Linked DNA regions of Homo sapiens: region 1 is linked to region 2. A link is a loop called in an ENCODE intact Hi-C map of the cell type or tissue named here. Cell type or tissue: heart left ventricle. All regions are shown on one strand.

Region 1 (2,500 bases), 910 kb before region 2:
CAGTGAATGCTCTAATTGACAAGATTCTGAGGGGTGGGGACACAACCTGGAGGCATAGTTAAAAATCTTGAAGAACAGTCACTCCTGAAAGGCAGAGGTGCCTCTTTTTTTTCTTATTTATGCAGGAATTTAAGTTTAGTAAAGAGAATATATAACACACATACATACACCCCACCCACACATGTATACATACATACAAAAATATACACACATCACATTAAGGAGAAATTGGAAAAAAATGAAAAAGGAATTCCTAAGGTGAGTAACTTGGGGAGAAAGATGAGATGCCCACAGGAGTAAAATAAAAACACAGCAGATTCCTGTTTCTTACAAACGTATGTTCCCATCAGGATTACTGAAGCAGCTAGTGTTCATTTTGGCATTTTCAACTAGAATACTCAAAATTTCAGGGAACAGTAAAACTCTCCAGATTTGTTTAGAAGGAAAAATCATTACACATGAAACAACAAAGCACTTTTAGGGGCTAAGTCTGGAGAAGGGGCTAAGGCATGGTACTGAGCAGGGGGAAGTTTGGTGTGGAAGTCATTTTCTCTACCAATGACTCCAAAACCCAGAAATGTCAATGCAAAAAGATCTCCCAGTTCAAACATGTTGTCTATTGTCTGTGTAAAGACTAAAAACTCCTGAAATTACCCAAGAAGACAAGGAAACTTCATACAACTACGTTCACATCAGATGCATCCCAGTAGCACCATTTTCTCTCTATAATTCTTAGAGTTTCTTATCAGAAACCCTTGCTGCTTTCCAAATCCCTCTGTTTTCTTTCTTCTTGACCTCGGACGCCTCTGGGCATGTGCCCCCAGGAAGAGAAAAATGGCTTGAGCAGAGGCATAAAATGATGCACAAATCTGCCATAAGTTCATCCTAAGTCAACTGAAAGCAGCAGAAGAAATGGCTTGCAAAACAACAACAACAGCAGCAACAAAAAACTAAAAACCAGCAAGATTTTGGTTTTTTCGTCCATGTAGCTTTGGAGCCACCAGATGGCGGTGTTGCAGACCAGCTCTTAGAGCCTCTGGGTGCAGTGGAAATGAGAGAATAGGAAGAATTATTAATATTAAAGCGATGCCTGAAATGTGCTGGTGTTTGCGTCGCTACCAAAACGCCGAATGCATTGCGACTAAGGACAGCAACTTAAAGGCGGGGATGACTTTTCTTCCACAGTTTATTCTGAAACAGCAGGAAGCTACCAGGCAGTTTCATGGGATTAGATTGATTTAACCTCATCAGCCAGATCACTGTGAAAGGAAAGATGTTCCCAGAGACCCAAGTTTACATGATGACTCCAGAGCAAGAGACGAAACCCGATGAAACCAGTAAAAGCCGTCAGAACAAGCTCTCCAGGGCTCCCATCACCACTTTCCTCCATTTCTTTCTTTCCATTGACTGGGTCCCCAAGCCACCTCTCGCTGCAGCCCGTCACCGACGCTGGCAACACACGCACACACTCACATTTTAAAAAGCAAATGTCACAGAATTTCCAACAACCACACTTGCCAGCCAAAGAAAGCGTTCATTGATTTCCTGTTTTGTGAATTGATACAGATAATTTCTGTGGCTTAAGGGGTTCATTAACTCACTCATTTGAAATAATCTGAACATAAGCCGAGTTAAAGTTTTCTCTTGTCCTGTGTCCAGACTCATTTAACTCAATTTTTGAGAGCACAGTGCTAAGGAAACCAAAGCTCAGTGTTCAATATCCACTTGGTTTTACTCTGTTCCACTGATATGCCTCATACTCACAACCCTGGCTATCTATCTAGGACTAAGGTCAGAAAAGGAACTTAAGGGTCAGAAATGAAAAACAGAGTATGGATGGAGAAATACAAATATACTCTAACTACTGGAGAAAAATGGTCCCAAATCAATCTTAGGTTTTGGTTTGAGGTAAAATGGGTAAGCACAATTCACATTGTCTCTCCTGTTGAATGTAGCTGTAAAACCTGTGCAGAAAGGATGGAGCATCTCTTTGAGGACTCTAGTGGTAAAAAATAGCTGGAGGGTTGGAAAAGAAGATACAAATTTAAAGTACCAAGAAACTGGCAGACAATTTCACATTTTTCCTCCTTTCTCTCTCAGTGTAGACACACAGTAGCATAAAACCAGGAGGTGGTCATTAACCTTGGACAGATAACACTTTAGGAGACGCCTGGAAAAAAATAAAACTATCCCTACTCACAGACGACGTAATTCTGTATGTAGAAAAGTCCCAAGAAAACGACAAAGGAGCTCTTGGGATGAATAAATGAGTTTCACAAAGTCAACATACAAAACCAAATTATATTTCTATATAATGGCAATGAAATTTCAGAACTCAAAAAGAAAAGTCTTCAATAGCTTTAAAAGAACACAAAATACTTAGTTATAAAAGTAACATAACTTACACTGTATTTCCAGGTTGAACATTATAAAATTCTGATAAAAGAAATAAAAGAACGTACTAAATGGAGAGACATACAGTGCTCATGGATTAGAAGAC
Region 2 (2,500 bases):
TCTGGGATGGAAAGACCCTCTGAGGATGCCCCAGAGTATGTGTGTGTACATGTGTTTGTGGATTGTGTACATGTGTGGTGTGGGTGTGTTACCGTGTACATGTGTCATGGCATGTGTGAACATGTGTATCTGTTGGTAGTGTGTGTACTTGTGTGTGTGAGCACATGGTGTGTGTGTATGTCATAGTGTGTGTACCTGTAAGTACACATGATGGTGTGTATGGCGAATGTGTGTATGTGTTGCAGTGTGTGTTGTGGTATGTACATGTGTGTAAGCATGCTTGTATTGTGTGTTGTATTGTGGCATATGGTGCGTGCATCTTGGTGTGTGTGTGCATGTGTACATGTATTTCGGGGAGTGGCTGTGTGTTGCGTGTAGATGTGGTGTCGTGTCTGCCATGTGTATGTACATGTCTGTATCATGTTTTTAGTGTGAAGTGTGATGTGCATGTACTGTGATGTGTGTATGCATGTTGTGACATGTGCACATATGTGCAGGCATGTGTGCACTGTGATGTGTTGTGTGCTTTGGTGTGTGCATGTGTTGTGATGCATGTTTATGTGTGTTGTGGTACATGTACTTGCATATGCATGTTTGTAGTGTGGTGTGTGTGTACAAACCTGTGTGTATATACATTGGTATGTGTACGTGGTGATGTGTGTGTTATAGTGGGTGCACACTTGTGTGTGTGCAGAGCTGTGTGTACACATTTGTGGTGTGTGTAGTATGTATATAAACGTGTTGGCCATGTGTGGGGAGCTGTGTATAGACGTGTGATGTGTTTGTGTGTTGTGTGTGCACACGTGTACCTGCATGTGGGTGCCGTGTGGGATGCTGTGCATGCCCATGTGTGGTGATGCGTGTTGTGTGTGCACCTGCATGTGTGCATATTTGTGGTGTGTGGCATGTGTGCCTGCATACATACCCGTGTGCACATGTGTTAGTGTGTGGCAGTGAGCATGAACATGAGCAGGACAGTGGCACTGTGACTCTGGTGTGGGCGTGTCCTGGGCCCCTCTGGTGGGGTCTCCTCCTGATTCTGCGCCCCCGGGCAGGCCTGGTCCTGGAAGGAGAACGTTCTGGAGTCGGGCACATCGGGGCGCTATACGGTGGAGACCATCAGCACCGAGGAGGGCGTCATCTCCACCCTGACCATCAGCAACATCGTGCGGGCCGACTTCCAGACCATCTACAACTGCACGGCCTGGAACAGCTTCGGCTCCGACACTGAGATCATCCGGCTCAAGGAGCAAGGTGAGAGCTGCCAGGGCCATGAGGGAACAACGAACGATGGAACCAGAGGGCCCTCTCCTCACCTAGGTCAGGGCGCGGGTGGCTGCAAGGTGGGCCAGGGCCCAAGGACAAGCCACAGTGCTCTTCCTGGCTGACCACACAGCCTAGCCAGCCAGCAGCCTCCTCAGCCAGGCTCTCGCTGAAGCAAGGGGCACGAGCCTCCACCAGGAACCAAGAAAGGGAAGAACACAGCTCAGAGGGGCAGCCCTTGAGGGCGATGCTTCAGTGGGAGGTGACCACAACAGTGAGCAGGCTGGTGGCAGTGACAAGCTGCCCAGTAGCCTCCAGAGGCCCTGGCTTCTGTGCCCTGCCCTCTGCCATGGGCCCTGGTCTGACACCAAAGTGTCATGCCTGGGTGGAGCGTGGGATACACTGGCATGGGTGTGCTGGGAACCTGGCCCAGTCACAGTTAAGATGACAAGCCCATCCAGTTACTCAGACACAAGTCCCACAGAGGGCACCCAGGCTAAAGCTAAGGGGTTAGGCTTGCTTGTCCAGATCCCTAGGGTCGGGGGCTGGGCTCAGATGACCTGCAGACCCAGGAGGCACATGGACCCCTGTACCTCAAAGGCAGCGCTGGGCAAAGCAGCCGGGTGGGTGAGAGGGAGGAGGCAGGAGGAACAAGCCTCACCCCACTGTGCCCCCGTGCGCTGACGTCCCAGCTCCTGGTCAAAGAGGCTCAGATCTCCAGCGTCTGCTCAGAGCTCTCAGGCACAGACAACAGGATGGGGAGCCTTGGAGGGGCACGGAGGGGTGGCTCCAGAAGCCCCACCACAGCCAGCAGCAAGCCGGGTTCTGAGAGGGGCAGTTGATCTTGCCCTTTTGCCAGCAGGGGCTAAGCCATGGTGGACCAGGGATTCGTGCTCAGCTGGGCCTGGGCCTCTGAGGCCCAGGAGGCCTCAGTCCTGACGATCTCTGACACCCTCTTAGGTAAAGGTCCATTCGCAGGCTGTCAGGCCCAGCAAGAGATTCTAGGCCAAGTGGGTGGTCTCAGCTGGGCCCCCAGGCCTCAGTGGGCCACACCAGGATCACACCTATGGGTCAAATCACACAGCATCTCCCAACACCTCTTCCCTAATAGGTGCTGCTTTGCATAATGCTTTGCACATAATTTGCATAATATCATCCACACATCATCCCAAACCTTCCTGGTCCCCTGTTGCCTACCCTCCGTGTCTTCCCCTTGGTGCCCCCATCCCCATGCCCT

Evidence for each region. Peaks named below come from ENCODE experiments on the same cell type or tissue, not always from the same donor. Only the 100,000 strongest peaks of a DNase experiment are listed, where the experiment ranks them.
Region 1: a loop joins it to region 2, with 20 times the contacts of the local background. A loop is called at or near these places in 67 of 110 quality-filtered maps.

The regions. Positions count from the first base shown.
Region 1 is chr11:127,344,547-127,347,046 of GRCh38, reverse strand. No RefSeq gene overlaps it. Among named protein-coding and RNA genes, the nearest start is that of LINC02712, 75 kb to the right of the region's middle. In heart left ventricle, a CTCF peak has its summit at 996 (motif pointing right); no DNase peak of the experiment used is centred here.
Region 2 is chr11:126,435,565-126,438,064 of GRCh38, reverse strand. It overlaps KIRREL3 (kirre like nephrin family adhesion molecule 3), which reads left to right. Exons shown (of 17, transcript NM_032531.4): 12 at 1,056-1,254. Among named protein-coding and RNA genes, the nearest start is that of ST3GAL4, 81 kb to the right of the region's middle. RefSeq lists an enhancer at 576-1,576. In heart left ventricle, no CTCF peak of the experiment used is centred here; no DNase peak of the experiment used is centred here; H3K27ac peaks cover 252 bases.